2 separate regions of the Homo sapiens genome follow, and region 1 is linked to region 2. A link is a loop called in an ENCODE intact Hi-C map of the cell type or tissue named here. Cell type or tissue: lower leg skin. All regions are shown on one strand. Each heading gives the region's core, and the rest is flanking DNA. Links, peaks and the distances in the headings are about the cores only.

What was found. A loop is a pair of places that touch in the nucleus more often than their neighbours do. Peaks named below come from ENCODE experiments on the same cell type or tissue, not always from the same donor. Only the 100,000 strongest peaks of a DNase experiment are listed, where the experiment ranks them.
Region 1: it touches region 2 in a loop (2.0-fold over the local background); 18 of 110 quality-filtered maps call a loop at or near these places.

Annotation. Positions count from the first base shown.
Region 1 is chr17:80,233,418-80,249,186 of GRCh38, forward strand. SLC26A11 (solute carrier family 26 member 11) reads left to right here. Exons shown (of 18, transcript NM_001166347.2): 8 at 3,511-3,686; 9 at 4,105-4,177; 10 at 8,354-8,404; 11 at 11,779-11,839; 12 at 12,737-12,792; 13 at 13,092-13,232; 14 at 14,713-14,840; 15 at 15,158-15,257; 16 at 15,737-15,769. Among named protein-coding and RNA genes, the nearest start is that of RNF213, 20 kb to the right of the region's middle. RefSeq lists enhancers at 2,633-3,422, 3,423-4,210. In lower leg skin, for the core only: no CTCF peak of the experiment used is centred there; no DNase peak of the experiment used is centred there.
Region 2 is chr17:80,127,274-80,137,711 of GRCh38, forward strand. It overlaps EIF4A3 (eukaryotic translation initiation factor 4A3), which reads right to left. Exons shown (of 12, transcript NM_014740.4): 9 at 10,113-10,228; 10 at 8,955-9,062; 11 at 8,731-8,858; 12 at 7,096-8,233. The coding sequence ends at 8,217. Among named protein-coding and RNA genes, the nearest start is that of EIF4A3, 15 kb to the right of the region's middle. RefSeq lists a silencer at 6,285-6,450. In lower leg skin, for the core only: no CTCF peak of the experiment used is centred there; a DNase peak (open chromatin) is centred at 6,538.

The sequences.
Region 1 (15,769 bases), core at 7,770-15,769, 110 kb after region 2:
CCATTCCCTGCAGGAACAGTCTTAGATTTATCCACGTAGTCACTGTTTCTGGTGCTCTTAATTCCTTTGTACAAATCCAGATTTCCATCTGGTATAATTTTCCTTCTACCTGAAGGATGTTATTTTTTCTTCTGTTGCAGGCCTGTTGGTGATTAACTCTTTCAGCATTTTTTTTTTTTTATTTGACAGGATTCACTCTGTCACTCAGGCTGGAATGCAGTGGTACAATTATAGTTCACTGCAGCCTTGAACTCCTAGACCCAAGCAATCCTCAGCCTCCTGAGTGGCTGGGACTATAGGCATGCATCACCACGCCTGGATAATTTTTTATTTTTACTTTTTGTAGAGATGGTGTCTTCCTACGTTGCCCAGGCTGGTCTCTTACTCCTGGGCTCAAGGGATCCTCCCACTTTGGCTTCCCAAATGTTGGGATTACAGGTGTGAGCCACTACTCCTGGTCTTCTTTCAACTTTCGACTTTTGTATGTCTGAAAGTCTATTTTGCCTTCATTTTTCAAAGATAGTTTTGCTGGTTATAGAATTCTAGACTTTTTTTTTTCTTTCAGTACTTTTTAAAAAAAAGTTATTTATTATTTTTTTTATTTTGAGACAGTGTCTCGCTGTGTCACCCAGGCTGGAGTGCAGTGGCACGATCTTGGCTCACTGCAATCTCTGCCTCCTGGGTTCAAGTGATTCTCCTGTCTCAGCCTCCCAGGTAGATGGAATTACAGGCGCATGCTACCACGCCCGGCTAATTTTTGTACTTTTAGCAGAGATGGGGTTTTGCCATGTTGGCCAGGCTGCTTTCGAACTCCTGACCTCAGGTGATCCGCCCTCCTTGGCCTCCCAAAGTGCTAGGATTACAGGCGTGAGCCACTTTGCCTGGCCTCAGGACTTTAAAGATGCTATTCTGCTGTCTTCTGGCCCACTTCGTTTCAAGAAGTGTGCTGTCATTCTTTGTTCCTCTGTATGTAACCTTTTTATCCACTGCTTTTAAAATATTCTTTATCACTGGTTTTAGGCAGTTTCATAATGTGGCTTGATGTAGTGTTTTTTTGTTTGTTTGTTTTTTGTTTTCTGTGTTTATGCTTGTGATTCATTGAACTTCTTAGACATGTGGGTTTGCAGTTTCATCAAATTTGGAAAATAAACACCCATCTTTTCGTGAAATCTTTGTACTGTCCCCCTATGCGATTCCACAGACTTTCTTTGCAGAATCCCCTGTCTGTATTTCAGGCACCTCGAAGGTGTTCCCACAGCTCACTTGGGATTTTCAGCCTTCTCCTTTGTGTGTTTCATTTTGGATAGTTTCTGCTGCTACATTTTAGTCTTTTTTTTCTGTAATGTCTCAGCTGTTGTAATTGCACCAAGTGCTTGTTCCGTCTCAGACACTGTGGTTTTCATTTCTAGAAATCCAGTTTGAATCTTTTTTTTTCTTTTTTTTTTTTTTTAAGATGGAGTTTCGCTCTGTTGTCCAGGCTGGAGTGCAATGGCGCGGTCTTGGCTCACTGTAACCTCTGCCTCCCGGCTTCAAGTGGTTTTCCTGCCTCAGCCTCCCAGGTAGCTGGGATTATAGGCATCCACCACCATGCCCAGCTAATTTTTGTATTTTTAGTAAAGACAGAGCTTCACTGTGTTGGCTGGGCCAGTCTCGAATTCCTGACTTCAGGTGATTCAGCTGCCTCGGCCTCCCAAAGTGCTGGGATTACAGGCGTGAGCTACCGTGCCCAGCCTCAATTTGAATCTTTTAAAATGTATTTTCTACATCTTTACTTAACAGTTGCAATCTTTCCTCTGTTTTTTTTTTAAGTATATGGAATTTGGTTACAGTTATTCTTTTAATGTCCTATTAACTAAATTACATTTGGTTACAGTTACTCTTTTAATGTCCTGTTAATTCTGTCATCTTTAACTATGTTACTTTTGGGTCTTTTTTTTATTTTTTATTTTTATTTTTTGAGACAGGGTCTCACTGTGTCACCCAGGCTAGAGTACAGTGGCATGATCATGGTTCACTATAGCCTCAACCTCCCAGGCTCAAGTTATCATCTCACCTCAGCCCCCCAAGTAGCTGGGACTATAGGCATATGCCACCATGCTCAACTAATTTTTTATTTTTTGTGGAGACAGTGTCTCACTAATTTGCTCAGGCTGGCCTCAAACTTCTGGGCTCAAGCAGTCCTCCTGTCTTGGCTTCCCAAAGTGTTGGGATTACAGGCATGGGCCACTGCACCCAGCCATATTTTCCTGCTTCTTTGCATGCCTAGTAATTTTTGTTTGGATGGATGCTAGACTTTGTGAGTTTGAGGTTATTGCGTGCTGGATATTTTTGTATTCTATAAATCTTCTTGAGCTTTGTTCTGGGATACAGTTAAGTTACTTAGGACAGTTCGATCCATTTAGGTCTTACTTTTAAGCTTTGTGAGCTGGACCAGAGCAGTGTTCATTCTAGGGCAAGCCTAATTTGGCCCACCACTTGATTTTGTAAATAAAGTTTTATTGGAAAATCACTCCCATTCATTTACATGGTCAATGTCAGGTTTTATGCAATAATAACAGACTTGAGTAGTTGCGCCAGAGACTTTATGGCCCACAAAGCAAAAAGTTTTTAGTATTTAGCCCTTTACAGAAAACATTTGCCAACCCCAGGCCTTGGGCTAATCTTCCCCACTGCTGAGGTAAAACCCTCTGGAGTCCCTGATGCTCCATGAATTATGAGGGTTTTTTACTCTGGTGTGAATCCTTGGGATTGTCCCTTGTAACCCTCTTTGTGACTCTTCCCCACTGTGGGTTTGGGTCATTTTCGCCCAGCTTTGCCTCGACCAGTTCTCTGCTGCACATCCGAGGGCACCTCTGCAGATCTCTGCAGCTCTGTCTCCGGCTGCCCTCTCTGCTCCTGTGACCTTGCGGTCAGCTCCAGCTGCAGGCCTCCTCAGACTTCCTCCCAGCATTGCCCCCTGAACTCAGGGAAACCCCTGGGCTCTGCTAGGGGGTCCCCTCCATACACATGGGGACCATCGGGGAAACCGTAGGCAGCCGGCGGGGCAGTGATAGACTCACCTCCCTTGTTTCCCTGTGGCCGTCATGGCTGCTGTCCCGCGTCTTAGTGGCCATCATGTCCACTGTCCCGCATCTTGGAGGCCATTGTTTCTGTTGTTTGGGAAAGGGGGTAAATCTGGTTTCTTCCTCCTTTGTGCTTTGAGGTGGATGTGCCCTGGGCCACCTGATTTCAGAGAGTCTTTGCCGCGGTGCACGATGTCCAGTCACCTGGAGCTTGGCAGCAGGTGGCATGTGCACCTGTCCGCAGCCTGCAGCTCTGCCGTCCCACCTGCTTATGCTGCCACATAGCATTTATGTCTGTGTTGTGTTTCCCAGAGTGCAGAGTGAGGACTGTGGCCCGGTGGGGGCGTCTCCTGCCTCTGGGATGTCTGCCCCAGTAACCTGGAGGCAGCCGCGCTACCCCACACTCGCCGGGAGCAGGGTCTCGGACGCACCTCTCCTTCTCTCCTAGCTCGCAACGCCCTGGTGGTCTCCTTCGCAGCCCTGGTTGCGTACTCCTTCGAGGTGACTGGATACCAGCCTTTCATCCTAACAGGGGAGACAGCTGAGGGGCTCCCTCCAGTCCGGATCCCGCCCTTCTCAGTGACCACAGCCAACGGGACGATCTCCTTCACCGAGATGGTGCAGGTGGGCGGAGCCGGGAGGCAGGATGGCGTGGCTGAGGCTGCGGTGGCCCCTGGCCTGGCTCCTACCCTGATGTATCTGCTGGGTGCCAGGGGGTCTGAGGTCAGTTAGGACAGCTGAGTCCTCAGGAACGGACATCTCAGTTATTAAAGAATCCCAGGTTGGATGCAAACTCAGCGAGCTCAGGGATGTCACGTTTGTGTTCAGGGGCGCTTCTCCTGTTTTGGACTCCAGCTGAGGATGAATTTACCGTGTTCCTCCCAGCACCTGGCGCCTCTTCAGACAAGGAGGCGGATCCTGCAGCTGACAAGCACTTGCTCCTGTTACCTGTGGGGCGGGGTGGGTCCTTGCTGCTTTCATGGGTCACTGCTGGGTCCTACCCCTTAGGAAGGTCACTCACCATCCCTCTCTCCTCTCTCAGGACATGGGAGCCGGGCTGGCCGTGGTGCCCCTGATGGGCCTCCTGGAGAGCATTGCGGTGGCCAAAGCCTTCGGTAAGACGCCTGTCACCCACACCCCAGGTCTCCCAGTGCGCCGGCTGGGCTAGGCCTGCCTGCTTTCTAGCTTGCCTTTATCCGTTACTAGTTTTAGAAATTTGAATTCATATCCAAGTAATACATGCTCATGATAGATACATATGTATTGTGTATATATGATAAAACTGGATCTATAATGAGGCATGCCCTCCCACCCCATGGTGTGCTGGTGAGTGTTGTAACAGCCTCTGCTGTTTGTGGAAATAAAAGGTTTTGCTTCGTGGCCCTTGCCGATGTCCACGGTGTAAACGCTGCTGTCTGATTTTAAGGTAACGTCACTGAAAGGGGAGTTTGCACATGGAGCTGGGTTGAGATCTGCATGAACAATCATATTCTATGGTGTCTCCACCATGTAGATACAGTGGGTGCAAATAACCTCATCAGTAGTAGCCAAATGCCAAATAAATTAGGAAGTGATGAGTTTTAAGTATTATCTTTGGGCCAGGCATGGTGGCCCAGGCCTGTAATCCCAACACTTTGGGAGGCTGAGACGGGAGGATCACTTGAGCTCAGGAGTTTGAAACCCACCTAGGCAACGTAACGAGACCTCGTTTCTATTAAAAATAAAAATTAGCTGGGCATGGAGCACACCTGTGGTACCAGCTTCTCAGAAGGCTGAGGCAGGAGGATCACTTGAGCCCGGGAGGTCGAGGTGGCATTGAGCTGTGATAGTGCCACTGCACTCCAGCCTGGGCAGCAGAACAAGATCCTGTATTATCTGTTTAATTGAAAGTTTTAATTTAATTGGTAATAATGGCTATGTTTAGTAACAGGCTCACAAAACTCCTAAACATTGAGCAACATGCTTTATTCAGCTGGCTCAGCCCATCGGCCAGCCCCTCCTCGCCCCCAGGGAGGCAGGGAACCCTTCGTCTCCTTCAGTGTCTGTTTTGAGTCAGCATCTCTAGATTCCCTCCTTGCAGCTCCGTCCTTCACTCGCTCCACTCCTGCCAGCTTTGTATTGTCTGTGCGGATGACACCTTCGTTCTGTCTTGTCACCGTCATTTAGTCCTTCTTGCGTTTGGGTTTATGTTGATTCTAAAGGTTACAGCCCAGTTACCAGTGTATGTTACTGTGACTGTGTAAATCGTGTTTACTGCCTAGCCCAGGCTGTGCCAGGGTAAAGTTCCTTCTCCAAAGTCCCAGTGCTCTAACCCTTACCCCCTTCAAAGGAGTTTTTTTTGTTTTTTGTTTTTTTTTTTTTTTGGAGACAGAGTCTCACTCTGTGGCCCAGGCTGGAGTGCAGTGGCACGATCTCTGCTCACTGCAACCTCCGCTTCCCAGGTTTAAGCAATTCTCATGCCTCAGTCTCCCAGGTAGCTGGGAATACAGGCATGCGCCACCACGCCCAACTAATATTCTATACTTTTAGTAGAGACAGGGTCTCACTATGTTGGCCAGGCTGGTCTCAAGTGATCTGCCCACCTGGGCCTCCCAGTAATTTTTTTTTTTTTTTTTTTTGAGATAGTGTTTCACTCTTGTTGCCCATGCTGGGTGCAATGGTGTGATCTTGGCTCACCGCAACCTCCGCCCCCCAGGTTCCAGCAATTATCCTGCCTCAGCCTCCCAAGTAGCTGGGATTACGGGTGCGCACCAACATGCCTGGCTAATTTTGTATTTTTAGTAGAGATGGGGTTTCTCCATGTTGATCATACTGGTCTCAAACTCCTGACCTCAGGTAATCCGCCCACCTCAGCCTCCCAAAGTGCTGGGATTACAGGTGTGAGCCACCATGCTCAGCCCTCCAGTAATTTCTTTTTTTTTTTTTTTCGAGACGGAGTCTCGCTCTGTCGCCCAGGCTGGAGTGCAGTGGCGTGATCTCGGCTCACTGCAAGCTCCGCCTCCTGGGTTCACGCCATTCTCCTGCCTCAGCCTCCCGAGTAGCTGGGACTACAGGCGTCCGCCACCACGCCCAGCTAATTTTTTGTATTTTTAGTAGAGACGGGGTTTCACCGTGGTCTCGATCTCCTGACCTCGTGATCTGCCTGCCTTAGCCTCTCAAAGTGCTGGGATTACAGGCGTGAGCCACTGTGCCCGGCCGTAATTTTTTAATTGTAGAGACAAGGTCTCACTTTGTGGCCCAGGCTGACCTCAAACTCCTGAGTTCAAGTGATCCTCCTGCCTCGGCTTTCAAAAGTGCTAGGATTACAGGCCTGAGCCATCGTGCCCGGCCAGTTTTTACATTTCTGAATGGTTGGAAAAAGTCCAAATAATAATAATATTTTGTGACATGTGAAAAGTATATGAAATCCAGATCTCATGTTTACAAATAAAGTCAGTTGGAGCGTGGCTGTGCCACTTGGGGATGTGCTGTCCGTGGCTGCTTTCGTGGCACCACAGCAGAGTTGCGTAGCTGCAGCAGTGACTGCAGGGCCCACAAAGCCTAAAATATCGACAAGTTGGTCCCTTACAGAAAAGCTGGCCCTTTATAGAAAAGCTTGCCAACCTCAGCTGGGTGCGGTGGCACACGCCTGTAGTCCCAGCACTTTGGGAGGCCGAGGCGGGTGGATCACAAGGTCAGGAGATGGAGACCATCCTGGCTAACACAGTGAAACCCCGTCTCTACTAAAAATACAAAAAATTAGCCAGGCGTGGTGGCGGGCGCCTGTAGTCCCAGCTCCTCGGGAGGCTGAGGCAGGAGAATGGCGTGAACCCGGGAGGCGGAGCTTGCAGTGAGCCAAGATCGCGCCACTGTACTCCAGCCTGGGCGACAGAGCAAGACTCCGTCTCAAAAAAAAAAGTTTGCCAACCTCTGTCTTAGATCCATGCTCCTGTGCCTTCCCCTAAAACCTTCGCCTGCTCACCTCTCTGAGATGGCCCGTCTTAGACTTTCCAGTCATCTCAACTGGTCATAAAGAGGTTTCCAGTTTAAAATGTTTTTCTCGGCCGGGTGCAGTGGCTCACGTCTGTAATCCCAGCACTTTGGGAGGCCAAGGTGGGCGGATCACCTGAGGTCAGGAGTTCGACACAAGCCTGACCAACATGGTGAAACCCCGTCTCTACTAAAAATGCAAAAATTAGCTGTGCGTGGTGGCATGCCCCTGTAGTCCCAGCTACTCAGGAGGCTAAGGCAGGAGAATCTCTTGAACCCGGGAGGCAGAGGTTGCGGTGAGCCAAGATCACTCCACTGCACTCCAGCCTGGGTGACAGAGCAAGACTCCATCTAACAAAATGAAAATAATAAAATAAAATGGTTTTCTTATTATAAAAAGCATTGTAATCCCAACACGTTGGGAGGCCTAGGCAGGAGGATTGCTTGAGCTTAGGAGTTTGAAACCCACTTAGGCAACTTAACAAGACCTCATTTCTATTGAAAATAAAATTAGCCGGGCATGGACCACACCTGTGGTACCAGCTGCTCAGGAGCCTAAGGCAGGAGGATCACTTGAGCCCAGGAGGTCAAGGTGGCATTGAGCTGTGATAGTGCCACTGCACTCCAGCCTGGGTGGCAGAACAAGATCCTGTACTATCTGTTTAATTGAAAGTTTTAATTTAATTGGTAATAATGGCTGTGTTTATTAATATACATTCATTGTAGAAAATGTCAAGAGTGCAGAAACGAGTAAAGAAGAGACAAATCACCCATAATCCCTTTTACTACCACAATTAACTACTGCTTACATGTTTTCTTGTTGTTGTTTGAGACAGGGTCTCACTCTGTCGCCCAGACTGGAGTGCGGTGGCACGATCTCATCTCACTGCAGCCTCAACCTCCTAGGCTCAAACCATCCTCCCGCCTCAGCGTCCTGAATATCTGGGACTATAGGCACACACCACCATGCTTGGCTAATTTTTGTATTTTTTGTAGAGATGAGATTTTGCCATGTTGCCCAGGCTGGTCTCGAACTCCTGGGCTCAAGCGATCCTCCTGCCTTGGCCTCTAAAAGTGCTGCGATTATAGCTGTGAGCCACCATACCTGGCCTGATTACATGGTACTGTACCTCTTTCCACTCTGTGATACATTCAAGCACATGTTTACACGCACATATATGTGAATATTTTAGATGTGTATTCTTAGATTTACAAAACTTATTGCCGTGTGTAGAAATTCATAATCTGTGTTACATTTTGTGAATACTTTTTGAGCGATGTTGAATATTACTGACCAGGTCTTTACCGTTGGTTCCCTTTAGCATCTCAGAATAATTACCGCATCGATGCCAACCAGGAGCTGCTGGCCATCGGTAAGACCCCAGCCGCGGGAAGGAAGACACCAGCTGTGGGCCTCCAGGGTCCCAGGCCTGCCCCTCTGTGTCTCCTGCATTGTAGGAAGACCATGATGGTGGTGATGAACTGGGAGGGCAAAGGTGGCCCCAGATGGGATCTTCTGGAATATTTAGTTTTGTTTTGGGTTTTTGAGATGGAGTCTCACTCTGTTGCCCAGGCAGGAGTGCAGTGGCACGATCTTGGCTCACTACAACCTCTGCCTCCTGGGTTCAAGTGATTCTCCTGCCTCAGCCTCCCAAGTAGCTGGGATTAAAGGCATATGCCACCATGCATGGCTAATTTTTGTGTTTTTAGTAGAGACAGGGTTTCACCATGTTGGCCAGGCTGGTCTCGAACTCCCGACCTCAGGTGATCTGCCTGCCTCGGCCTCCCAAAGTGCTGAGGTTACAGGCATGAGCTACTGCGCCTGGCTCTTCCAGAATATTAACAAGGACTCATTCCCAGACCTCCACACTGCTCAGTTTAACCCCTAAGAACAAGGAGCTGACATCTGTTGTCTGTTCTACCACTTATTGAGCACCTGCTGTGTACCTGACCCTGAGGTCTGTGGCCTTGGTCTAGATCCAGGAACACCTGGAATGTCCCACCTCGGGGAGGGAGCACCTAGTGCCGGGGGTCAAGAGGGGAAGGCTGTGGCCGGGGGAATCGAGAGGAGTCTTCTGATTGTGCCCGCACCCTGCCCTGTGCCTCCCTCCAGGCAGGGGCAGGTGGATTCATGAAGACTCGGGGGCCCCAAGTTGCCTGCCTGTGGATGGGGGTCATGCCCGCTTTCACGGTTTAGTTCCCTTTTGTTACGTCTCTGCGGGCTGACTTCTTAGTGGTATATTTCGAGACCACAGTGTGAATCTTTTTGTGTGTGTGAGAGACTGAATCTTGCTTTGTCACCCAGGCTAGAGTGCAGTGGTACAATCTCGGCTCACTGCAACCTCTGCCTTCTGGGTTCATCCGATTCTCCTGCCTCAGCCTCCCGAGTAGCTGAGACTACAGGCGTGTGCCACCACGCCTGGCTACTTTTTGTATTTTTAGTAGAGACGGGGTTTCACCATATTGATCAGGCTGGTCTCAAACTCCTGACCTCGTGATCCGCCTGCCTTGGCCTCCCAAAGTGCTGGGATTACAGGCGTGAGCCACCGCGCCTGGCCCAGTGTGAATCTTAAATTCAGTTATCATAACTAAATGGTGGGTCCCAGGCCTTCCTGCCTTTCCTTCTCGCCCCTCATGAGACTGGTGCAGGATAACCCAGGAAGCACCATGGGCTTCTTCCCAAGGGGTGTCCACCCTGACAATTTCACGAGAGCCATTTGGCTTCTTGACAGCAAAGTGAGTGACCCAGGTTGGGTCACAAAGGGACGTTGCCCGGGCTTCTCTCTGAGCCATGGAGAGCGGGGCATTGTCCAGTTGAGTGGCGGAGCTTGGGCTTCCTGGGAATCACGCACTTTCAGGCTGAGAAAATCCACGGCCTCCTCAAAGACCCCACCAGTAAATCTTCCAAATGTGATTTCCCAGAGCATCCCATTCCCATTACTTTACTTATTATTATTATTATTATTTGAGACGGAATCTTCCTCTGTCGCCCAGGCTGGAGTGCAGTGGCACGGTCTCGGCTTTCTGCAACCTCCGTCTCCTGGGTTCAAGCGATTCTCCTGCCTCAGCCTCCTGAGTAGCTGGGATTGCAGGCACCTGCCCCTGAGCCTGGCTGATTTTTGTATTTTTAGTAGGACGAGGTTTTGCCATGTTGGCCAGGCGGGTCTCAAGCTGCTGACCTCTGGTGATCCGCCCGCGTTGGCCTCCCAAAGTGCTAGGATTACAGGCCTGAGCCACAGCCCCTGGCCCTATTCCCATTACTTTAAAAATACCACAGATCTATTCTGACAGCACCCTGAGTTCCAGGGATACAACACAGACCGAGCGAAGGTCAAGGTTACTATGGCAGCCATGGGATTCCTTGATCTCAGATAGGCCAGGTAGGCCTCAGCAGCCGCACAGCAAGAAGCTGGCTGACGTGAGCCCATGAAGGCCAGGCTGGGAGGGGTTGCGCTGGTCAGCTTCGGCTCACAGAGTTGGGTCCCCAGCCCAAGCTGCTGTAGAATGAGGATGATCCCCTGCAGCCTGTGGTCACCTTGGGCCTCTACCGAGCCCTCCCACGCCTGTATTTCCTTGCCCTAGCCCATCTCTCTCAGGGCCGTGAGCTGGGCCATGTCACCCGGGATGCCCTGATACTGAGTTGGCCCCAGGCCGAGCCGCCTTGAGAGCAGGCCCTGCACCTGTGAGACCTGAGACCCCACTGTGGGTCTTAGCGAGCAGGAGGGATTCTGGTCTTAGTGATGCCCCAGGTGAGACAGATGCTGGTGGGAGCGTGGGTCAACCTGAGCAGTGATCCCCGTTCTTGGGCCCCAGCAATGCTGTGGGCGTGGGCTTTGTCTGTTGTAGGCAGCCGGCATCACCTGGGGAGGCAGCATACTGGCCATGACCTTGGCCTCACTGTGGCTGTCATCTCGTGAGACGGAAAGGAACTGGGTGGAGAACGGTGGGCAGCCACTGACCTCCCGAGTACCTAGGGTTTGTCTTACGGGCACTTTATCTCAGCTCTCACCCCCTCCTGGGTGGTGAGATGCTCCCCTCTGTTCTGCGTGGGGAAGGCGTGTCCTGGTCACACAGGAGAGGCTGGGTGAGAAGTGTTTGAAAGCTAGGATCTTGCCAGGCATGGTGGCTCACTCCTGTGATCCCAGCACTTTGGGAGGCTGAGGCGGATGGGTCACCTGAGGTCAGGCATTTGAGACCAGCCTGGCCAGCATGGCAAAACCCTGTCTCTACTAAAAATAGAAAAATTAACTGGGTGTGGTGGCACATGCCTGTAGTCCCAGCACTTTGGGAGGTCGAAGCGGGTGGATCACTGAGGTCAGGAGTTTGAGACCAGCCTGGCCAACATGGCAAAACTCTGTCTGTACTAAAAATACAGAAATTAGCCAGGCGTGGTAGTGTGTGCCTGTAATCCCAGCTACTCAGGAGGCTGAGGCAGGAGAATCGCTTGAACTGGGAGGCGGAGGCTGCAGTGAGCTGAGATCGCGCCACTGCATTCCAGCCTGGGCAACAAAGCCAGACTCTGTCTCAAAAAAAAAAAAAAAAAAAAAAAGGCTAGGCTTTACGTCTGCAAGAATGTGGCCTGTTTTCTTCCTTCCCTGAAGGAGTGCGTAGGCCCAGGCCCCCAGGATGATTCTCCCGAGCCCTGCCTTCCTGCCTCCCTTCTGGGTTTTTGTCCCCCTCCCCATCTCCTTTCCCTCCATCCTGTGTGCCTTCCCTCCACGATCAGCCTGTCTTGCCTCCTCCCCAGGTCTCACCAACATGTTGGGCTCCCTCGTCTCCTCCTACCCGGTCACAGGCAGCTTTGGACGGTGAGTGACCTGTCCGCCTCTTCTGTTTGCCCACGTTGGACGCCCTAACGTTGTTACGCTGACAAGGAGTCTGCCTGCCCTGACCCCGGCGCCCCGTCCTCCACTGTGAACGCTCCGTGGAGAGGCAGGGCTGGGGGTCACCCACTGTCCTCCAGGGTGTTCTCTGTTTCTTTATTCTCATAGATCGTCCTGCAGTTTCATACTAGAAAGTTCCACTGGGCATTGTGGTACACCCTTGTTATCCCATTTACTCTGGAGGCGGAAGCAGGAGAATCGCTTGAGCCCAGCAGGATGAGGCTGCAGTGAGTTGTGACCGCACCGCTGCACTCCAGCCTGGGCAACAGAGCGAGACCCTGTCTCTAAAATAAATACTAGAAAGTTCCCAGCACGCCAAAGCCCTCCTAGCTCCTGGTGCCAGAGTCAATTCCTGAAAGGACGTGGAGATAGGAAGGGCCTCGGCTCTGTCCTGAAGCAGCCGGGCATGAAGCTTAGCCCAGATGCCCTACGGCCCCTCCTCAGTCAGGACAACAGGATGGAGGTGACCTGTGGCTTAAAGGAGAGAAGGAGGCGTCACCTGGCACTGCCCAGTCCCCCAGCTGGTGACCCTTGCCCTGCTGGGTATGGGGGCCCCACCTGGATGGGGGCAGGAGACAGAGTCGGCAGGAACCTGAAAGGACACGTGCTTCCTGAGCTTCTTCCTATAGTCAGGGTGGCCCAAGCGCGGCTGTCTGTGACTGCACCCTAAGTCTCTTTGCCTCGGTCCCCTTGCAGTCCCCGCCTGCTTCCCAAGCCGTGCTGGGAGCTGACGTCCCCTCGGAAGATCAGCCACAGGAGTGTGGACTGAGGTCTCCCTTTTCCCGGCCCCTGGTGACTGACGGTCTCTGTGTTGCCTTCCAGGACAGCCGTGAACGCTCAGTCGGGGGTGTGCACCCCGGCGGGGGGCCTGGTGACGGGTAAGGCCCCCCATCTTCCCCTTGTGCCCGCAGCCCTGAGAGTGGGAGAAAGGGAGGAGGGGGCCCACAGAGACGTCCCTTTGGCTCATGGGCCGTGCGCCCCGGGACTGCACAGGGACTTGGGGGGCCACACAGGAGTAGGGGGACCACAGGAGACTGAGCAGGGGCTGGGGGCCTTGGCAGTCGTCGCCCTACCCCCACCCCTGTCCCCAGTGGGCTCTGCTGAACAAGAGGCTGCTACGCTGCGTGCTGGGGGGACCCTGCACTCCCGAGGTCACCTGTGTTCCCGTGCCCCGCAGGAGTGCTGGTGCTGCTGTCTCTGGACTACCTGACCTCACTGTTCTACTACATCCCCAAGTCTGCCCTGGCTGCCGTCATCATCATGGCCGTGGCCCCGCTGTTCGACACCAAGATCTTCAGGACGCTCTGGCGTGTTAAGAGTACGTCCTTGTCCTACAGGGGAGAGCGCTGTGATGCGGTGTCTGAACGCGGAGGGTGTCATTTATGCTACCCCATTTTCCTGCAGCCCCCTCTGTGGGGCTGGGACTGGGAAGTTAGGGCAGTCCCGGAACAGAGAAGTGGATGGCCAGGAGATGGCCCCAGAGATGGTCCCGAGGCTCAGTGGGAAGAGCTGGAGCTCCTTGTCCTGACACCTGGGGTCTTGAGGCGAGCACTGACCCGGGGGAGGGTCCCCTCCTGATCCCCCTGCCCCCATCCCTACCCTCCTTGCCACCCGCCTCCAGCCACCACTCTGCCCGGCCCAGCTGGGGGAGGGACAGGAGACGTCCCTGGTGACCAGCAGGGCCAGCGGAACAGCCTTGCACCCTGGCTCAGAATGGCAGTTCCTTTTTTTTTTTTTATTATTATTTTTATTTTTTTTTATTGATCATTCTTGGGTGTTTCTTGCAGAGGGGGATTTGGCAGGGTCATAGGACAATATGGGGTTGGGGGTAAGGTCACAGATAACAGGATCCCAAGGCAGAGGAATTTTTCTTAGTGCAGAACAAAATGAAAAGTCTCCCATGTCTACTTCTTTCTACACAGACACGGCAACCATCCGATTTCTCAATCTTTTCCCCACCTTTCCCCCCTTTCTATTCCACAAAACCGCCATTGTCATCATGGCGCGTTCTCAATGAGCTGTTGGGTACACCTCCCAGACGGGGTGGTGGCCGGGCAGAGGGGCTCCTCACTTCCCAGTAGGGGCGGCCGGGCAGAGGCGCCCCTCACCTCCCGGACGGGAGCAGTTCCTTTAACTTAACACATTTTGTTTTGTTTGTGGAAGAAGCATGGAGTGGGTTCACCTAGCTTACTTGGCATTTTCTGGTTAGCCCCAGCAAGTTGCCAGGTGAAAGGATGGATAATTTTCTTGCATGCCCGTCGCATGCCAGGGCCTTTCGCGTGCCAGTGCGCTGGGGCTTTAGAACAGCCCTGAAACGTGTTCATGTGCCGGCGTGGAATGGGATGGCCGCTGCTGCTAGAAACCAAGGCTCAGCCAGGGTGGGGCAGGCCTGACCTATGCGTGCGGTGGAATCCCCCACAGGGCTAAGCCCGTGCACTTTGTCCCCAGGGCACCTTCTCCTTGGCCAGGTCTCAAGGGCTCACGTGGTCCCTGCCCCACTCCTCAGGCCAGCTCTGTGCCCTGACAAGCCCCTGCTGCTGCCCTCCCTGAGGTTGGAGGCCAGGGACCGGCCGGCAGGTCTCACCTGCGCTCAGCTCAGATGGGGAGGGCATTTCTTTCTTTCGACTTGAAGCATGGCCTGGTCAGCAGCTGCTGTCCCCAAGTCCTCAGGGGCTGCTTGGGGTCCATGAGCACCTTTACTCATATGTGGGGGGCAGAAAGCTGTCCCGCTGGTCAGCAGGGCCATGTTGGGGCCTCGGGCAGCTGCCGGGCATTCCTCAGCTGTGCCCTTCTCCTAGGGCTGGACCTGCTGCCCCTGTGCGTGACCTTCCTGCTGTGCTTCTGGGAGGTGCAGTACGGCATCCTGGCCGGGGCCCTGGTGTCTCTGCTCATGCTCCTGCACTCTGCAGCCAGGCCTGAGACCAAGGTACCCCTCCGTGGCCTCTGAGTGGGGAGTGTGCTGGGGGCAGGATTCCTGGGCATGGTCTTATGTTTTGAGGGTCCGGGGTGATTGTGGTCGTGGGTGCTGCTGAAGGGGACCGCTCGCTGGCAGGTGGGCAGTCACCTTGCTATAAACCATGGTGTTCTCCCACTGTGTGGGGGCCATGGGGGTCTCCCCTTAGCACCCCTCTCCCGGTCCCCTGCAGCACACTAGGTTGGGTGGGGGCTTCCCGCTTGGGACAGGCCAAGCCTGGTGGAGGCCACCCGGTCAGACCCGCCTCCAGGACTCACTCCTCCCCACAGGTGTCAGAGGGGCCGGTTCTGGTCCTGCAGCCGGCCAGCGGCCTGTCCTTCCCTGCCATGGAGGCTCTGCGGGAGGAGATCCTAAGCCGGGCCCTGGAAGGTGCATGGGCGGGGGTCAAGGTGGTCTGAGGTCACTCCCCTGTCCTCTGCCCCCCACTCCCTGCTGTTCAGGACCCCAAGACCCTGTCCCCAACGCTCTCCAGTCCACAAGGATGCAGGCATCTCTGAGTGGGCTGGACCGTCCTCTGTGGGCCTCAGCCAGTGGCTGCTGCAGCAAGGGTGGTGGCCCCCCACATATCACTCCTTCCCTGCCCCTAAAGTCCGGTTCCTGTTTCTGGGGGGTTGATTTTAGGGGAGCTAAGGGCCTGTGAGTCCTAGGAGGGAAACAGCTGCTGCTGTCACCAAACAATTGTCTCTGGTCCTGCCACCCGAATCCCCCAACTGGGCGACTCAGCCGCCACGAGATGGAGCACTCTGGCCTCTCTGTCCCCTGCCCCTGGCCAGAGCCTCCTTTGGCCTCTGCAGAGCAGCTTTGGGCTGCTCTGGGTGGCGTGACCTGGCTCGGGCCTGTCTCCCCAGTGTCCCCGCCACGCTGCCTGGTCCTGGAGTGCA
Region 2 (10,438 bases), core at 1,738-9,737:
CCCCGTCTCTACTAAAAATACAAAAAATTAGCCGGGCGTGGTGGCGGCTGCCTGTAGTCCCAGCTACTCGGGAGGCTGGGGCAGGAGAATGGTGTGAACCCGGGAGGTGGAGCTTGCAGTGAGCTGAGATCGTGCCACTGCACTCCAGCCTGGGTGACAGAGTGAGACTCTGTCTCAAAATAAATAAATTTAAAAACTAAAAATAAAAAAATAAAAAATTAGATGCATGCAGCAGCACATGCCTGTGGTTCCAGCTACTAAGGAGGCTAAGGTGGAAGGATTCCTTGATCTCAGGAGGTCGAGGCTGCTGTAAGCTATAACTGTGGCCACTGCACTCCAGTGTGGGTGACAGAGCTGGACTATCTCAAAAACACACACACACACACACACACACACACACACACACACACAACCAAAAATCATTATGCTTTCCCCATAAAACTGCTTAAGTGCCTTTGTTGGAAATCCATTGACCATAAATGTGTAGTCTTTCTGAACTTTCTACTGTTTTCCCTGGATCTACAACAGGTCTATATTTATGACTATACCACACTGCCTTTGCTACTGTAGCTTTATAATATTTCTTGGTATGAGTAGTAGCTTGGTGCACTTTTCCAAAGTTGTTTTGGCTATGCTAGATCCTTTGTATTTTCATATAACTTCTAGAACTAGCTTGTCAATGTTTAGCCCTATCCCCACTCTCCCAAAAAAGGCTTCCTGATATTTTGGTTGGAATTGTGTTGAGTCTGTACATCAACCTGGGGAGAACTGATGTCTTAACAATATCGACTCTTCCAATCTGCTCAGTGTATCTCTCATTTATTTACATCTTTAATTCTCACAGCAACGTTTTGTAGCTTTCAATTACAGAGCTTGCTCATCTTTTGTCAAATATACCCCCAAGTATTTCATGTATTTGATGGTACTGTATATGGTGGTGTTTTCCAAATTTCCCATTCCAAGTGTTCATTCCTGGCATATAGGAATACAACTGACTCTTCTATATTGACTTTGTAGAATGCTACCTTCCCGAAACTCAATTATTAGTTCCAGTAGCTTTGTGGTAGACTCCTTAGGATTTTCTACATAGAGAAACATATAATCTGTGAAGAAAGCCTTCTTCCTTTCCACCCTGGAGGCCTTTTCTTTCTCTTGCCTTGTTGCACTGGCCAGAATCCACAGTGTAATATTGAACAGAAGGGAGAGGACACCTGTGCCTTGTTCCTGAGAGGGTTACTGAAAGCCCCAATTGCCACTGTGGATTTGTCTATTTCCCCTTGCAGTTTTATCCATTTTTCCTTCCTATATTTCCTGTATTTTGAAGCTGTTATTAGGTGCATAGGTATTTAGTATTGTTATATCCTTTTAATGAATTACCCCTTTATCATTATCAAATGACTCTCTTTGTCCCTTGCAATATTCTTTGCTCTGAGATCTCCTTTGTCTAATATTAATAGAGCTGCTTCAGGTTTATTTTGATGTGTGCGTTACCATGGTGTATTTTTCTCCATCTTTTCACTTTTGTCTTTATATTTCTCATAAGCAATAGTATATAGTTGTGTATGGCTTTATAATCCAGCCTAACAATATCTGTCTTTTAATTTTGCAGTAGGCAATTTGCTTGTTTTCCCTTGCTCGTGCTTTTTGCTTTTTAAGTGTAATTTTAGAGGATGCATGAGATTCCTCATGATATTTGTGCTGAGATGTAATTCACATGCCATAACATTTACCATTTTAAAGTATGCAATTCAGTTGTTAGTACACTTGTACAACCATCACGATTATCTAATTCCAGAACATTAGAATCACCTTCAAAAGAAACCCTATACTCATTTTCAGCCACTCCTTGTTTCACCCATCCCCCTCCTCCCCCCTCAAGCTCCTGAAACCACTGTGAATGGTTTCCTGCTAATCTCTCTATGGATCTACCTGTTCAGGACGTTTCATGTAAATGGAATCACACCACGTGTGGCCTTTTGTGTCTGCCTTCTTCCACCTAGCATATTGCCGAGGTTCATCCAGGTTGTAGTGTGTCAGCACTTCATGCCTTTTTATTGCCAAGTAATATTGTGTGGATTCACCAGTTTTGCTTACAGCTGATGAACATCTGGCTTGTGTCCACTTTTTGGCTCTTATGAACAATGCTATGAACACATTAGGTTTATGTGTGCAGATTTTTTAATTCTCTTGAGTATAGACCTAGGAGGAGAATTGCTAGGTCAACTCCTATGTTCAACATTTTGAGGAACTGCCAAGCTGTTTTCCATAAAGGCTGTGCCTGTTTACAATCCCACTAGCAATGTATGGGGGTTCCAGTTTCTCCACATTCTCCTAAACACTGCAGAGCAGTATATTAGTCCATTTTCATATTGCTATAAAGAACTGCCTGAGCCCGGGTGCTTTAAAAAGGAAAGAAGTTTAATTGACTCACAGTTCAGTGTGGCTGGGGAGACCTCAGGAAACTTACAATCATGGTGGAAGGCGAAGACGAAGCAGGAACCTTTTTCACAAGGTGGCAAGAAGTGCCAAGTGAAGTGGGAAGAGCCCCTTATAAAACCATCAGATCTTGTGAGAACTCACTATCACAAGAATAGCATGGGGGGAACTGCTCCCATGATTCAATTACCTCCACCTTGTCTGTCCCTTGACATGTGGGGATTAGGGGGATTACAATTCAAGATGAGATCTGGGTGGAGGCACAAAGCCTAACTAACTATATCAATCAGTTTGGGAAAGTTATCTTCCAATCCATGAACCTGGGACATTTATATATTTAGGTTTGCAATGCCTTTCAACAAGCTATTTGTAGTTTTCGGTGAACAAGTATAGCCCTTCTTTTGTTAAATTTATTCCTACATATTTCACTCTTTTTGATGCAATTGTAAATGGAATTATTTTCTTAATTTCATTTTCAGGTTGTTCAGACTGCTAGTGTACAGAAACACTGGCTTTCCTATGTTGAACATATATTCTGCAACCTTGCTGACCTCATTTATAAGTTCTGATAAGTGATTTTTTAAATGTGTAAATTCCTTAAGATTTTCTAGGTATAAATCATGTCATCCGTGACTAGAGAGTTTTGATTCTTCCTTTCCGATCTGGATGCCTTATTTCTTTTCTTGCTTAATTGTCCTGGCTCGTAACTTCCAGTACAATGTTGGAATAGACGTGGCAAGAGCATTCTTGTTTTGTTCCCAACCTTAGCGGGTAATGCTGTGGTTTTTCATCGATGCTGTTTATCAGGTTGAAGCAGCCCCCTTCCATTCTTATTTTCTATCTTGAAAAGGTGCTGGATTTTGTCCAATGCTTTTTCTGCATCTGTAAATCATTATGTGGACTTTGTCCTTTATTCTATTGATAGGGTGTATTACATTGACAGATTTTTGGATATTAAACCAACTTTCCATTCCTGCGATAAATCCCACTTTGTCAGTGTACAATCCTTTTTATATGTTGCTGGATTTGTTTTGCCAGTTTTTTGAGGATTTTTACATCTATATTCATATGATATTGATCTAGTTTTTTTTGTGGTAGCTTTGTTTTGGTATCAGGTAATGCTGGCCTCAGGGTGAGTTGGGAAATGTTCTGCCTTATATTTTTTGAAAGATTTCGTGATCCAGCACTTTGGGAATCTGACGGGGGCAGATCACAAGATCAGGAGTTTGAGATCAGCCCGGCCAACACAGTAAAACGCCGTCTCTACTAAAAATACAAAAAATTAACCAGATGTGGTGGCAGGCACCTGTAATCCTAGCTACTGGGAGGCTGAGGCAAGGGAATCACTTGAACCCAGGAGGCGGAGGTTGCAGCAAGCCAAGATTGTGCCACTGCACACCAGCCCAGGCAACAGTGTGAGACTCTGCGTCAAAAAAAAAAAAAAATTGTGATGGTGATAATTCTGTAAAAGTTTGGCAGGATTCACAAGCCTTGGCTTTCCTTTGTTGAAAGTTTGGTTACTGATTTAATCTGTTTGTCCTAGGAATTTCTCCATTTTATCAAGGTTCATCTGTTGGCAAACAATCCATGGCACTGATACTTTGTATTCTGTACAGTCGGCTGTGCCATCACCTCTTTCATTCTTGATTTTAGTTATTTGAACCTATTTTTCCTTAGACTTGCTAAAGATGTGTCAATTTTGTTGATCTTTTCAAAGAATGAACCGTTGGTTTTGTTGATTTTCTCTATTATTTTTCTATTCATTTATTTCTACTCTCATCTTTATTATTTCCTTTCTTCTGCTTCCTTTGGGTTTAGCTTGCTTTTCTTTTAGTTTGAGGTGAGACAGACAATCTGCAATAAATGTAATTATTGACACGGTTGTTTTCAACCTACTACCGTTTTGTATTTGTCCATCTCGTAAGTTCTCTGTTCCCTTTTCCTTCCTTTTCAGGATTCTTAGATTAAGTATTCCTTAGAACTCTTATTTTGTCTCCTACGTTGGCTGTTTATTTCTGTTTCACATTTTTGTATTGCTTTAAAGGTTCATACCTAAAAATTGCTTAACACTTTTATATATGTTTCACATCTTTAATTCATCACAATCTGCCTTCAAGTAATAGTGTAAGAATCTTGACAGTATACTTCCATTACTCCTTTCTTCGGTGCTGTGCTATTTTCGTCATACATTTTATGTCTATGTATTATTTTAAACAATCTTACTACAAAGAAACATGCCAACAGCATCAACATTACCATTCTATTTCTATACTTTAGACATACCTCAAAGGGTCAGGACACTCTAGCTCTTGGTTAGAACCCTTTTTATGTGGTTTTTCTTTTAGGAAAATTGCCTGGCTTTAAGACAAGGCATCCTATATGTATTTGTTGAATAAATTTCAACCACCCAAAAAAAAAAAACAAAACAAAAAAAAAAAAAATATACCATTAGGAGTATAAATTGGTGGAAAATCTTTCTGCAACGTTAATTTGAAACATGTACCTTGATCAAGAAAATCACTTCTAAAGATTATTCTGGGTGGGCACAGTGGCTCATGCCTAATCCCAGCACTTTGGGAGACCAAGGCAGGAGGATCACGTGAGGTCAGGAATTTGAGACCAGCCTGGCCAACATGGTGAAACCCCAACTCTATTAGAAATATGAAAAATTAGCCAGGTGTGGTGGTGGGCACCTGTAATCCCAGCTACTCAGGAGGCTGAGGCAGGAGAATCGCTTGAACCCAGGAGGTGGAGGTTGCAGTGAGCCGAGATCACACCATTGTACTCCAGCCTGGGCAACAAGAGCGAAACTCCATCTCAAAAAAATAAACAAATAAAAGATTATTCTAATTAATCTTCAACTGCTTCCAAAGGAGCCATGGTATAGAGGCTGGAAAAGTAGCTTTTTTTTTTTTAACGTAGTGAAATATGTATGATACATTACTAAGCAAAAACCTGAGTTAATAATGGCAAAGTGGGTTACAATTTTTGCTTAAAAAGGTCTTTATGTACAGGTAGATGTACAAGATAAATTAAAATACTGGATGGACAGTCATCAAATTGTGAGTTATATCTGGGTAGGAGGATTAAGGATGACTTTTTCAAATTATGCATTTGTATGTTTTTTTTCAGTGAGATTATACTTTTGTAATGAAGTACATAACCCAGGGGTTTTTCATCTGGATTTAGTTGCTGGGGACCTTGGGAAGCCCCTCAGGATCTAGAGCCAGTTTTTCCACCTGACCAGAGGCCCAGTGATACCTACCTAGCAAGGCTCAGCAGACCCCCTGCCTGAACTTGACTCCATTTGGACTCTGGGAGGATCCTGGCCCCAAACCACCCTCCCAAGAACCTCCATGAGTTCTCTACCTCTTGTATCCTTCTCTTCCCAGCATCACTGCAAATGTTCCACCCTGTCCCGCACCATGCCCCCATCCATGAGCACTTAGCATCCTTCCCTGGTATAGGCAGGAGCAACGCTGAACTTCCTGGAGAAGTCCACATTCCAGTCAGCTGTCTACAGCAGAACCACACACCACCAAAGGGAAATAGCATTTTCATCACTGACTGCCCAAGGGCCAGGCTGCTCTCCAGAAAGTCTGGAAACTTTCCTTGTCAACCTTTAGGACTGGTGGTTTTTAAATCTTGGATAATCACATACCATTTCTGATTTGTCAGTACAGTTTGACATTTTTATGAACACTTGTGCTGTATTTTTCCTTTTAGGATGACCTTTCCTAGACAGTGTGTGGGGTAGCTTAAGCCCCACCCCTTCTCCTGCCATCTCCTCCCCAAGGCACCAATGCTGCCTCCTCCACTGTAACACCACGTGCTTATTCATCTAGAATCATTCTTACTGGTAATGGAGGCCTTCCGTCCTCCGGAGTGACTGTGTGGAAACCTGAGCCACTCCTCACCTCTAACACAAGCCTGGCAGCAGCTCCTGATGAGACCAGGTGAGCCTCAGTGAGCTCAGGCGCCTGCAGATACGGACATTGAGGCTGGCACTGGCCAGAGCTGTGGTGGGCATCACTCCCCACTGCTGCTGAGCAAATGCCCTGAACACACCTGTATCTGGTTCCTCCTTGCCAGGAACTCATTAAGCTGCCTGGGCCTGTAGTCTCGTGCTCCTCCCGCTCGGCCAGCAGTGCCACCTGGGAGTCTTGTTACCTGCAGGTTCTCACTCAGCAAGCCAGGACAGGGCCCGAGCACTTGCATTTCTAACCAACTCCTGATGATGCAGCTGGTCTACCAGCCACCAGCTGGCTAGCAAGGGTCCAGTCACAGTTTCAGTGAAAGGAAGTTCCATTCATAAACTATAGAATTTCAGATGCCTTCAAGTAGAATCACCTGATGAAATTTAAAAATTATTTCCAAGCTCACCCTAACCCGGAAATAAAGATTATCATCCCAACTAATTTCAGGAAGGGAGGGGCCAGTTTTAACATTTCCATTTCAAATATTAGAGCCCGGTCTGTGGCTCATGTGTGTAATCCCAGCACTTTGAGAGGCTGAGGCGGGAGGACTGCTTGAAGTCAGGAGTTTAAGACCAGCCTGGTCAACAGAGGGAGACCCTGTCTTTAAAAACATTTAAAAAATTAAAAATTGGGCAGCTGTGGTGCTGTGTGCCTATAAAGCTACAGGTAATTACTTTAAATATTTCAACAGATAACTTAAATACTTTAATAATTTAAATATTTAAACAGATAATTATCTGTTTTAGTTTGTCAACATTGTGGTAAGTCATGATCCTGCCACTATACTCCTGCCTGGGCGACAGGGAGATCCTGGGCTCTCAAAAAAACAACAAAAAAAAAAAATTAGAAAAATGAGGCCAGGCATGGTGGCTCACACCTGTTATCCCAGCACTTTGTAAGGCCAAGATGGGAGAATCACTTAAACCCATGAGTGACAGACCAGCCTAGGCCACAAAGTGAGACCCTGTCTCTACAAAAAATTTAAATATTAGCCAGATGTGCTGGCATGCACCTGTAGTCCCAGCTACTCAGGAGGGTGAGGTGAGAGGATCGCTTGAGCCCAGGAGGTTGTGGCTGCAATGAGTTGTGATGGTGCCACTGCTCTTCAGCCTGGGCAGCAGAGCAAAACTCATCAACGATGAAACTCTTTCCAAAAAAAAAGATTAGAAAAGTGAGTGAAATGGGCCGGGTGCAGTGGCTCACGCCTGTAATCCCAGCACTTTGGGAGGCCGAGGTGGGTGGATCACGAGGTCAGGAGATCGAGACCATCTTGGCTAACACGGTGAAACCCCGTCTCTACTGAAAATACAAAAAAATTAGCCTGGCATGGTGGCGGCCGCCTGTACTCCCAGCTACGTGGGAGGCTGAGGTAGGAGAATGGCATGAACCCAGGAAGTGGAGCTTGCGGTGAGAGGAGATCACGCCACTGCGCTCCTGCCTGGGCAACAGAGGGAGACTGTCTCAAAAAAAAAAAAGAAAAAGAAAAGAAAAAAAGAAAAGTGAGTGAAATGACCCAAGACTACACAGTAAGTTACTAGAGAAGGTGGTGGCACCTTAGAAGTATAGAGTTTATGGGAAAAGTTTTAAATTTTTAATGAAAAAGACTTAGAACAATGTATTATTTACATGTAAATAAGAAAAGAGAGCAGAATCCCCATATCCTCTTCAAAGGAAGGGAGACGGCAGGCCATTTATGAGAAGAAAGTCCATATAAACCCCATTAAGTAGAATCTGGATCTAAATACTTCCAAACAGGAGTACACAGCAGGTGAACAGTCTCCCTCATCCCACTGATCTGCTGCTTCAGATAAGATCAGCAACTGAAAGTGAAGAAAGAAACAGATTAAGGAACAACACAAACAAAATGAAAATTTGTTAACGTAAATTTAACTAAAACCTCACAACAGACTTCTCAAAACAAAAAACAGGCCAGACATAGTGGCTCACGCCTGTAATCCCAGCACTTTGGGAGGCTGAGGTGGGCAGATCATTTGAGGCCAGGAGTTCGAGACCAGCCTGGCCAACATGGTGAAACCCCGTCTCTACTAAAAATACAAAAATTAGCTGGCTATGGTGCACGTGTCTGTAATTCCAGCTACTCAGGAGGCTGAGGCAGGAGAATTGCTTGAACCCAGGAGGCAGAGGTTGCAGTGAGCCGAAATCGCGCCACTGCACTCCAGCCTGGGTGACAGAGCGAAACTTCGTCTCAAAAACAAAACAAAAAAACCCACAACAACAAAAAAACAAACTCAGGTGCCCCAAACTAAGAATAGGGAAGTTCCCTCTACAATTACAGTAGAGCTGGACGATTTCCTACCGTTCATCGGCATCTCATCAATCTGAGTGGAATAGTACTGCTCGATATCTCTGAGGATGCGGATGTCGTCATTCTTTACAAAGTTAATGGCCACACCCTTCCGGCCGTATCGACCTGATCTCCCAATTCTTCAGGAATAAAATAATATTACAGTTAGTATATATAACAATCAAGATTTAGTAAATGTGTCACAGAAGTGAAGCCAATGAGAGCTTGCACCTTACCTGTGTATGTACAATTCTCTGTTATTAGGGAGATCATAGTTAATGATGAGGGACACCTGAGGGACATCCAACCCCCTGGCCCAGACATCTGTAGAAATAAGCACTCGGCTGCAAAAAGAAAGAGTGTTTGAGGCGATTAAATTACTCATACAAGTGTAAGACTGGACTTGCTTCCATTGCTAATTTTAAGGAATCCTGGCTGCAGGTCCAAAATATACGAGATTCTCCTCTCTCAACAGTCTGTCTGCAAACGTGAAGCCTCAGGGACAGCACCAGAAACCCCTGTGCAGAGGGGCTGTTGGTGGATTTAGTTACTTCGGTCATGTGCTCCATCAGATTAAAAAAATAGACATCTTTTACTAGACTATCTTTAACTTGTTTAATCGGTCCTAAACCAATAATTGGGAAAAATACTTCACTTTTGCCTAGCAAAAAATTAAAAACGGTAACTTCAGCCGGGCATGGCGGCGGCTTATGCCTGTAATCCCAGCACTGCCAGAGGCTGAGGCAGATGGATCACCTGAGGTCAGGAGTTCGAGACCAGCCTGGCCAACATGGTGAAACCCCATCTCTACTAAAAATGAAAAAAAAAAAAAAAAATTAGCCATTCCAGCTACTCGGGAGGCTGAGACACAGGAGTCACTTGAAATCAGGAGGCAGAGGTTGCAGTGAGCCAAGATTGTGCCACTGCACTCCGGCCTGGGTAACGAAGTGAGACTGTCTCAAAAACAAACAAACAAAAAAAGACACACACAGCACATATGTTAAGCTGACCACAAGGTGGGCAAAGAAGGAAGTCTGAATCAAGTTCAAATGAATGAAACCACCCAATCCACGCTTTCTGACCACTGTGGAATTAAACTAATCGAAACGATGAACAGAAAACCCCCCTACTTACTGGAAAAGAAGACACACGCTTGTAACCAAGGTGACCAACCTGGCTAGTTAAGGCTAGTTATCACCTCAACCTAAGTATTACAGGAGCACAGCGGACCCCTCCTTAACTGGAAGGTTTTCTGCTCACCCAGGGCCTCAGCTTTCAGAGCAGAAGCTTGGCATCCCCCCGGGTGTGGGGCCTGCACTTAGGCGGTACATATGAAGTGCTTAGACACAGTCTAGCAAACCCTGACCTGCAGAGCCACAGCATAGCAGACCCACCTGGCGCCCGACCGGAACTCCTTCATGATGGACTCCCGCTCTTTCTGGGGCATGTCTCCATGCATTGAGGATACAGTGAAGTTGGCTTCCCTCATTTTCTCCGTCAGCCAGTCCACCTACAAATCCAATCAACAGATGCTACTGCAAGCTAGTATACCAAAGCAGAGATGTGCATTCGGGACTTTACCGCATCATTTGCAGAACCAGTATCAATATTCGTAAGGTAACTGCTCTTAAAACTCAGAATCATCCTAACTGGATGTAAAAACTTTTTCCCAGAAAATGTTGGGGTGCACTCACAAAACCCTCTTACTTCATTTTCTCCA